Linked DNA regions of Homo sapiens: region 1 is linked to region 2. A link is an interaction called in ENCODE POLR2A ChIA-PET data of the cell type or tissue named here. Cell type or tissue: PC-9. All regions are shown on one strand. Links, peaks and the distances in the headings refer to the core of each region. The heading gives the core; the rest is flanking DNA.

Evidence for each region. ChIA-PET counts read pairs that join two places held together with the same protein. Peaks named below come from ENCODE experiments on the same cell type or tissue, not always from the same donor. Only the 100,000 strongest peaks of a DNase experiment are listed, where the experiment ranks them.
Region 1: POLR2A ChIA-PET joins it to region 2 with 10 read pairs; 2 of 35 experiments call an interaction of 5 or more read pairs at or near these places.

What each region holds. Positions count from the first base shown.
Region 1 is chr14:38,120,332-38,125,714 of GRCh38, reverse strand. No RefSeq gene overlaps it. Among named protein-coding and RNA genes, the nearest start is that of SSTR1, 85 kb to the left of the region's middle. In PC-9, for the core only: no CTCF peak of the experiment used is centred there; no DNase peak of the experiment used is centred there.
Region 2 is chr14:38,008,352-38,013,734 of GRCh38, reverse strand. The region is part of intron 3 of LOC105370456 (a long non-coding RNA gene); the gene reads left to right. Among named protein-coding and RNA genes, the nearest start is that of LINC00517, 110 kb to the right of the region's middle. In PC-9, for the core only: no CTCF peak of the experiment used is centred there; a DNase peak (open chromatin) is centred at 2,394.

The DNA of each region.
Region 1 (5,383 bases), core at 88-5,087, 110 kb before region 2:
TCAGAGGCAGCCTGTTGCTACCTAGCATGCTGCTCTCCCACCGCTTTAATAATTTGTTATAAAACAAACAAAGTCACCGGGGGAATTGCTGCCAATGGATAATGGCCTCCTGCCTTGCAATTAAGCGCTGACATTCAGCTTTGCCTCACCAGTCACAGTATATTGCTGCTTCCTGTCCCAGTGTTCTCAACCATGAGCGTTTTCTGCTAATCAAATTTATTATCCTATGCAGCTGATCTTGACATTCATTTCCTTTTCAGCTTGGTGGTGAAGGTTTAGAGAACATAATTTTTAAGCTACCTGTTCTCTTCAGCCCAACATTCATATAACCTACAAAGAAACACAAACAATCTCTAAATAGAGCAAAAAAAGCTCCAAAAGTTTATGTTGGTAAGATATCCCAGTTGTTAATGGGATTCAGTGGCAAGATAATCTTAGGAAGTGGATAAGGAAGTGGAGACTTGTGGAAGTTCTTTTCATGCCACCCTGAGCTGATTTCCTACTGACCCCTTGACTAGAGGTTCAGATCCATAAGCCTTGCCTTCTGATATGACATCCTGTGGAATCCTGTGGGATCCTGTGGGATCTAATACACCTCTCAATTCAAATAGTAACTCTCCCATAAGAGTGGCTACTTCCTTAGCATCCCAGGAGCTTAGAACTGAGCATTACCCCAAGCTCTGAAAAATCATATACCTATTCCCTTGGAAGAGGAGATAATGAACCGTACCCTCCACAAGTATAACCATTTTTGAAATGTCTGAGCAAGAACTAGGAGGCTCAACTCATGAGGCCTCAATTCCCTTATCTGTAAATTGAAGGCAGTAGAGTAGGTGATATTATGGGCCTTTTTAGATCTGAAAGACCATAATTCTGTGATAACCAGGAGGTCTTAAGGATAGGCATCAGACACTCATCATTCTTCCCATTTCTCCACATCAGCCTCCTTCCTCCTAGTAATAACCTATCTTGAATGTCCAGACTCTCTCTACTGATATAAGGCCTAGCCCCTGTTATCTGCTTTCTCTAGCCCACAACAGACTCCTCCTCTTCCTTCTCCTCCTCCTTATTGCCTCACTATTTTTATCCCTTATCACTTTGTGACCGTGTAAACCAGATTTACTCCCCAGCCTACCCCCGGAGACCCGTTTTGTCCTTGCTTTCTACTTTCTTTGCCAGAGGAAAACAAAACAAATTTGTTATACAATTAAATGCCAACAACCTTGAGAATGGTAAAAGGTCATTTTAAATTTACAGTAAATTGTAAAAGACAGAAAATTCTTTTCTGACCACAGAGGGGAAAACATAAGTTACAGAGTTGAGGAAATTAGGAGGAGCTTGAGAGAGAAGAAAGAAAGATCATTTATTGAGTGTCACATAATGCCAGGAAGTATACTATGTGTTTTGCTTTTTAATACATTGCTATATTGTTCTCCTAGATTTCAAAAGCAATTTGTACATCTCACATAATGTAAACACAGCCGGGTGTATAAAATAAAGTCAACTAAATGCCTATCCCCTCTCCACCACCACTGCCCTCTTCTAAGACCAACAGCCTCAACAATTGTGTTATGTATTGACTCAATACAATTGTGTTACATACTGACTCTTCACTGTTTGCCAGGCCCGTAGCAGGGAACAAAACAGACAAAACATCTGCTTTTCTGGAGCTTACTTTTTAGTGAGGAAAGACAGATCATTACAAACCGAGTAAGTATAAATATTATATCAGAAATGATAAGAGCTCTGGAGAAAAATCGAACTGGGAAGCGGATAGAAGGTGATAGGACAGGGATGTGTGCACATGAACAGTTTTGACTGATGCCATCAGAAAACATCATTGTGAGAAGGTGGAACTTGCGTGAATGGCTGAAGTTGGTAGTGGGTGAATATATTTTTCTCAAATTTTTCTCTTGCTTATGCAAATACTCCAAACATAAACGTATGCACATGGTTTTGTTTTAATACCTTTTCAAAATAAGATTATATTATACATATTACTTTGCAACTTGCTTTTTCCACTGAAAACTAAATCATCGAGATCTTTGTGGGTCAATATATATAAATCCAGTTTATTTTTTGAATAGCTACATGATTTTCCATAGTTTGAGTATATCAAAATTTACACACGTGTTCTTCCATTAATGGAATTTCGGTTATTTGTAGTTTTCACATTCTTTTTTATTCTCTTTGCAAAGACAAGCAATGTTGTTTAGTTTTCTAGGCTTTATTTGTTCATGCCAAAGTTCCAGGTATTTTAAATATTCTATTTTACTCAGCACAACTTAACTGACAGCTAGATTTTATTACGGTATTTCTTTTTTTTTTTTTTTTTATAGAAGCAAAGAAGCAGAAGTTCAGAATAGTTAAGTTGATTTGCACTGGGTCATGGAAGAACAAAGATTCAACCTGAGGACAGTATGATTTCAAATACTATATTCTTTTTAAAACTACATTGAATCTCAGAGCTTAGGACAGAAAAGCAGTACCATCCCCAGGAGAATGGGAAGAGTAAGAGCAGTGCAATTTGTTTTTCATAGCACTAAATTTATTCAATTCAAGAACTGTCATTTATTTTGAGATTATGTCCTATGTTTTCAGCATTAAATTGACTTGCTTCAGTGAAACAAGGTGACAGCAGATGGTGGACAACATTTTCTAATGAACTTACTTGGAAAAGAAAAACTTCTCAGTTTTAGTCTGGTTTCCCAAATACACATTCTTTAATGTTCCATGAAACATTGGAACCACCGGAGTAGGGAATACGTTGTGAAAAACCCTGGTCTAAGCAGTAAAGATCTGAGCTCCACCAGGAGTGTGTCTCTGCGTATCTGCCTCAACACGTACTTTTCTAGACTGTAAAACTGAGATTGTAATGATTCTCAACCCTGTACATGTAGTGTTTTTATTTGGCTTATGCCTAGGTCTGTGCCTATTCACTTATATCTGGAGACAGAAGATTCAGCCTAACTTTATGGATGATGGTGAAGTTTCCAAGTTTGAAATAAAATTGAAGCTGAGTAAAATTTGGGGTCAAGGACTAAGTAACCCATGTTATACATAATAATAATGTCAAAAACATTTATGGAGCGTTTATTGTATTGTCAAACATATATCCTGTTTAGTACATTTAGGATACTGTTGCTGCTTACTTACCATTTGATTGAGCTAAGTTTTTAAGAACTACATATATTTGAACTTCGCTTTTTTTTTTTTTTTTTGAGACAGGATCTTGCTCTGTCACCCAGATTGGAATCCAGTGCAGGATCATGACTCACTGCAGCCTCAACCACCTGGGCTCAAACTATCCGGCCACCTCAGCCTCCTAAGTAGCTGAGACCATATTTGCGTGCCACCATGCCCAGCTAATTATTTTTATTTTTTGTAGAGATGGGGTCTTGCCATGTTACCCAGGCTCGTCTTGAACTCCTGGGCTCAGAGTTTGAGGAATCCTCCTGCCTCAACCTCCCAAAGTGCTGGAATTATAGGCATGAGCCACTGTGTTCAGCTTGAACTTCACTTTTAATGTTAGATAAAGTGTTGACTCTGATAGTATTCCTAAATTGGAAAAAATATGTCTTCACTAATTCTGGAAGTCAAAGCCAAACACTGACACACACACACACACACACACACACACAAAGATAGAGTATTTGAAATTGAGAATGAAATTACAAAATGAAAGTATAAGAAAAAGTATTTTTTAAGGAACTAGATTAACATAATATAAAATAGACCAATAAAAACATTACACTTCATGTGTATAAAATAATGCACTGCAAAAAAAGAAATTTATAATAATCTGTACTTAAGTGCCTAATCTGTTAGTAGCAGAACAGTTAGATCCCATATTAACATAACATCAACTTTATCGAAGAAACCAGTCATATTAGGAAACCACTCTGGATTTCTAGCTTCCTGTTTACTTGATTTTTATTAGATAGAAAGTGTGGAGGCTAAGGGTGACACTTTCCATCTGACTTCACCATATTAATTAATTTCTCTAATAATGAGTTGAGGAATTTATTAAAATCTGGGGGGAAAAAAGCCTTACTAGGAAGTGAATGTTAATTCAGAGTGACAATGCCTCTCAAAGACACATGCGATTTCCCCAGAGCATAAAGGAACCAGAATGCATGCTCATCTGTAGTTACAACAGAACAAATATCTAAACAAAGGATGCTTGCAAGCAGTTTATTCCACGAGATTTATAGTCCTAATCTGCTCTGTTGGGTGGAGTAAGCAATATGTGCTGACTCTGCCAATGTCAGACCTAGACTCATTAAAGACCGAATCAAAACACTAACTGAAGCAAGAAAGAAGGGATTAATGTTGAGGGCAGTTTCTTCATCACTGTAAAACTAACACTGCTGCTGCAGAAGCACCATGATCACTGAATTAGCCTTGCACTGTGCAATAATCTCCTGTGATAAACAAAAACCCAAATTTGGCATTTTGCAAATATTTGATAATTAGAAAAGCAAGAATAAAGGAATGCAATAGCTTTGATCTTGAAATTTTTAACATTGGGAAAAGCAAAATAATTTTGTTCCTCAAAAAACTTTCTAGGTTTTCTTTACACTAAGACTCTGTCATAGACATTACATGGAAAATGAGAAATAAGCTTGCCTTAGTTCTTTTTCCAGGAGTTGAGTTTTGTGTGCTAACATGTTATTTCTCTCTCTATTATAAATCTGTAATTGTAAAGATGCCTATTGTTCCAAACATAACCATGTCAGCTTGGTAACTACTTAAAGAATAAGACTTAAGGGAATAGAGAGAATAAAATTGGAAGCAGAATTAATTTCATATGTGTTCACGTAGAGCTGGTAGTCTAAAGAAAAAGCTATGTCTTCCTGATGGATAGCACATGACAAAGTTTAGATCCTATATCTTCCAGTTACCTCAAAAGGCCTAATTAATCTCAGGAAGGTCAATAGTTTAGTTATTGCCAGAAATTTTCACCCTCTTTAAAGAAAATATGCTTGACAAAGAGGTTCCCTCTTTACTTGGGCTCCTCAAAGAGCCCCTAGTATCTGCATGTGGAAATTGTGTGTGGAAGGTTCTCTATTTAGCATATACTGTAGTGTATTTCTCTGGTACCCTTGCAGATAAATAGTTATATCTGTTTCTTTGTTCTCATTACTTAGTTACAGAGTGGTCCACAACTTCTAATTACAAATATGCTTTGTAATTTCTTTAGGTAGTTTCAACAGCTCCCTTGTCATTTTTATGTATTCATGAACTTTGGTCACTATAGGTAACACTAACTGATGTCAATAGAAGAAATTAGGACCAGATAAATTCCACCCAACTTTAGACTAAAAAAATTGCACAGCAATGCAAATTGCCTGTGTTTCAGAGTGTCAAAGACACCCTCAGT
Region 2 (5,383 bases), core at 297-5,296:
TAATTACCATATTACCCCCTCTCTCTCTCTTCACAACTGAGCCTCTAGAATTGTCTTTGTTCATTGTCTACTTCTCCACCTCCCATTCACTTCACAAAGCAATTCAGTTTGGGTTCTACATCCACCTTTCATTGGATGTCACTGTCATATGCTCAGTGCCAATCCTCCAGATGCCCTTCGGTTTACACAAAGGACAATTATAGTCTCCCCTCCTGTATTGGGAAATTTTTGCATTGTTGTAAAGAAATACTTAAGGCTGGGAAATTTATAAAGAAAAGAGGTTTAATTGGATTATAGTTCTGCAGGCTTTACAGAAGCATGGTGCTGACATCTGCTCAGTTTCTGGGAAGGCCTCAGGAAGCTTGCAATCATATCAGAAAGCAAAGGGGAAGCAGGCATGTCAGATGGTGAAAGCAAGAGCAAGAGAGAGAGAGTTGTGGGGAGGTGCTGCATACTTTTAAAATCTTGCAAGACCTTACTTTCATGAAGACAGCACCAGAACATGAGGGATCCATCCCCGTGACCAAAAATACCCACAACCCAGCCCACCTTCAGCATTGTGGATCACAATTCAAGATGAGATTTGGGAAGGGACAAATATCCAAACTATATTATTCTACCCCTGGCCCTTCCCAAATTTCATGTCCTTCTCACATTGTAAAATACAGTCTTGCCTTCCCAACAGTCTCCTAAAGTCTTGATTCATTCCAACATTAACTCAAAAGTCCAAAGTCTCATCTGAGACAAGGCAAGGCCCTTCAGAACAAGTTTTTTACTTCAAGGATACAATGGAGATATAGGAATTGAGTAAAAGGGAGAAATTGCCCAAAGGAAAGGGGCTACAGGCCCTATGCAAGTTCAAAACCCAGCAGAGCAGTCATTAAATCTTAAAGCTCCAAAGTAATCTCCTTTAACTCCATGTTCCACATCCGGGGCACACTGATGCTAGGGGTGGGCACCCAAGGCCTTGGGTAGCTCTGTTTTTATGGTTTTGCAGGGTAAAATTTCCAAGGCTGCTCTCACAGGATGTTGAGCGCCTGAGGCTTTTCCAGGAGCAAAGTGCAAGCTCCTGGTGGATCTACCATTCTCAGATCTGAAGGATAGTGGTCCTTTTCTCACCACTCCACTAGGCAGTACCCCACACACAGTGGGAAATCTGTGTAGGGCCTCCAATCCCACATTTCCCCTCTGTCCCATCCTAGTAGAGATTCTTTTTGAGGACTCCACTCCTTCAGTAGGCTCTTGTCTGGGCACCTAGGCTTTCTCATACCCCTCTGAAATGTAGGAAGAGGCTGCCAAGCCTCTTTTACTCTTGCATTTTGTGTGCCTGCAGGCTTAACACAACATGGAAGCTGCCAAGACTTATGGCTTGCACTCTCCAAAATGGAAGCTTGAGCTATACCTTGGCTCATTTGAGACACAGCTGGAGCTGGAGCAGCCTGGATGCAAAAAGCAGTGTCCTGAGGTTGTGCAGAGCAGCATGATCTGACCCATGAAACCATTTAGTCCTCCTAGGCCACTAGGCCTGTGATAGGAGGGGCTGCCATGAAGATCCCAAAGATATCTTTGAGGCCTTTTCCCATCATTGTCTTGGATATTAGCATTTTACTCCCTTTTAGTTATGTAAATATCTCTAGCAAGTGGTTGCTTCACAGCCTGCTTGAATTCCTCTCCCAGAAAAAGCTTTTTTTTCCTTTGCTATGTGGCAACGGTGTAAATTTTCCAATCTTTTACATTCTGCTTCCTTTTTAAATATAAATTCAAAATTCAAGTCATTTCTTTATTCCCACATCTGAATTAGGCTGTTAGAAGCAGCCAGGCCATACCTTGAATCCTTTGCTGCTTCAAAATTTCTTCCACCAGATACCCTAAATCATTCACTCTGAAGTTCAAACTTCCACAGAGCCTTAGGCCATGGACACAATGTAGCCTAGTTTGTTGCTAAGGTATGATACATGTGACCTTTGCTCCAGTTCTCAATAAGTTCCTTATTTCCATCTGAGACCTCATCAGGCTGGCCTTCACTGTCCATATCACTATTAACATTTCAGTCACAACCATTTAACTGGTCTCTAAGAAGTACCAAACTTTCCCCATCTTGCTGTCTTCTTCTGTGTTGGGGAAACCAGCCCCACACCACCCGGCAGGTTCCCCAAGTCCGGCAGAGACAAAGGAGTTAGAAAGAGACAGAATAAGTGTTTAAAAGGCTGGTCCAGGGGACTGGAGTGTCAGAGGCTTGCTCACGGCCCAGAGCTCTTTGGCTTTGCCTAATTTATTGGTTTACAAGCTCTTTGTTCTTAGGGCAGATGGGAGGGGTAGGAAGGGATGAGGAAAAGGATTAATCAGTGAAGGAGAACTTATGAGTCATTCAACAAGATGTATAGCAGTAGTGGTTTCTGTGAATTTCCTTGAGCAAAGGCATGTGCCTAAACTACTTAATATCTTTAACTTATCAAGACTGAAATGGATAGGAGTAGGTTTCAGATGGAGCCAAGATGTTTGATTATACTCCACTGCTTCAAGGGAGTGTTATCTCCCTGAGCAACCTGTGGAATGCTGCTGAGCAGTTATGATCTCGGGGCAGAAAGACATGAAGGCAATAAGGAGAGCTTTCTCCTCAGAGGCCACCCATGGCTCCCCTCTCACACAGGGGAGACCAACTCATCTGGCACCCCAGAAACTCTCTTTCCCACATTCTGAGCCCTCCAAGCTCTTCCAACCTCTGCCAGTTACCCAGTTCCAAAGTCACTTCCAAATTTTCAGGTATCTTTATAGCAATGTCCCACCCCACAGTACCAATTTTTTGGTATTATGTTGTTTTTGCATTGCTATAAAAAATTCCTGAGATTGGGTAATTTATAAAGAAAAGAGGTCTAGTTGGTGCATAGTTCTGCAGGCTTTACAGAAAGCATGATGCTGACATTGGCTTGGCTTCTTGGGAGGCCTCAGGAAGCTTATAATCACAGTAGAATGTGATGGGGGAGCAGACACATTATATGATGAAAGTAGGAGCAAGAGAGAGAGAGTGGTGGGGGAAGGTACCCACACTTTTAAATGACCAAATCTCACAAGAATTCACCCAATATCATGAGGACAGCACTAAGTCATGAGGAATCCACCCCTATGACCCAAACACCTCCCACTGGGCCCCACCTCCAGTCTTGGGGATTATAATTCAACATGAGATTTGGGTGGGGACAAGTATTCAAACTATATCACTTTTTCACATAGCTAGTAAGTGAGTGACTGGAAATCTGAACCCAGCCAGGCAGCTCGAGAGTCTATACTCTTAACTGCTACATTATACTATATTTCCAATTGGAGATGCCATCTTTGGCATCACATCTCTCATAACACTTATCCAGGCAGTGGGATTTGTCTAGAGCTAGGCTTACTCAGAACCCTTCCAGGCCAGGCGTGGTGTCTCATGCCTGTAATCCCAGCACTTTGGGAGGCCGAGGCGGGTGGATCACGAGGTCAGGAGATCAAGACCATCCTGGGTAACACAGTGAAACCCCGTCTCTACTAAAAAATTGAAAAAATTAGCCAGGCATGGTGGCGGGCACCTGTAGTCCCAGCTACTCAGGAGGCTGAGGCAGGAGAATGGCGTGAACCCGGGAGGCGGAGCTTGCAGTGAGCTTAGATCGCACCACTGCACTCCAGCCTGAGGAACAGAGCAAGACTCTGTCTCAAAAAAAAAAAAAAAAGAACCCTTCCAGAGATTATTTTTTTTAACTGAGATGAGAAAAAAAAAAGTGAAATAGAGAAAGCCTCAGTTACTCTATAATGGAGAAGCTGTAAGATTTTAAGCCAAGAGATATTAATTACCCTGTCTTTCACTGAACTGCTGATTTATAACAGGAGAAAATGAAGCCAACATGCAGGAAGGAAACTTAAGAAACACAGAGTCCAGAAGTCTTCTCTTTTCTGGTGCAGTTGTATAGAAAACCAGCTTCTATCTTTGCTCTTAGTGGACTACCTGGTCCATATATTTGTCTCTTAATCAAAGCTGGTTTGAGTCAGATTTGTTACTTGCAAACAAACAAACAAACAAACAAACACAGTCCTGTTAATATTGATCTTTTCTTCCTTCACCTGCATTCAGCATTTGATATTTTGGACATTACCCTCCTGTGTGAAATTTTCTCAATCTTGTCTCTCAAACCACTCCCATCTTCCTGGATGCTTTCTATTCTCCTTCACTGGTCCTGTAAGTGGCAGCAACGCTTAAGTCTTCATTTAATCCTTTACCTTTACCTTTGCCTGATCCTTGTGTCCCATGTATAAGAAGTCAACTACAGCTTATGTGCTTAAATGATAATCATTCCTGAATTTATGTTTATAATCCTAATTGTTCTATCCTAGGTTCTCAAAGACACCTTAAACCCACACATCCAAACTGACCTCAAAAAGTGTACCTTGACCCCTCCTTCACCCCATTCAAAAATTAATTCAAACTGGAACCTTGACCTAAATGTAAAACCTAAAACTATAAAGTTTTAAAATAAAACATAAGAGAATATCCTCAAGATCTTAAGAGGTGAGATTTTTTGATGACACAGAAATCAATAATTATTTAGAAAACTGAAAAATTGGGCCAGGCGCAGTGGCTCATGCCTGTAATCCCAGCACTTTGGGAGGCTGAAGCAGGCAGATCACGAGGTCAGGAGTTTGAGACCAATCTGGCCAACATGGTGAAACCCTGTCTATACTGAAAATACAAAAATTAGCCGGGCATGGTGGCATGTGCCTTTAATCCCAGCTACTCGGGAGGCTGAGGCAGGAGAACTGCTTAAACCCAGGAGGTGGAGGTTGCAGTGAGCCAAGATCATGCCACTGCACCCCAGCCTGGGTGAGAGAGCAAGACTCCATCTCGAATTAATAAAAATTTCCTCCATACACTGACAGAAAATATTCACAAAACATACATCTGACAAAGACATATACAATATAGAAAGAATTTATATAACTCAATAATGAAAAGATAAAAACCCAATAAATGATTCAAAAACTTAAACAGGCATTTTTCAAAGGAAGATATACAAATACCATTAAGCACATGCAAAAGCACTTAATATCATTAGTCATCAGAGGCAAAATTAAACCTCAGTAAGAAAGCACTACACATCCTCTAGAATGAATAACATAAGAGATGGACCACATTAAATGTAAGCAAAGATGTGGAGTGCCTGGAACTCACATATATTGCTGGTGGAATGTAAAATAATACAACCACTTTGGAAAACTACTTGAAAGTGTCTTAAAAAGTTGAATATGCATCTGTTTAACAGTAATTCTACTTCTAGGTATTTACCAAAGAGAAACAAAAATATATTTTCCATACAAAGACCAATATACAAATATTCATAGCTGCTTTATTTGT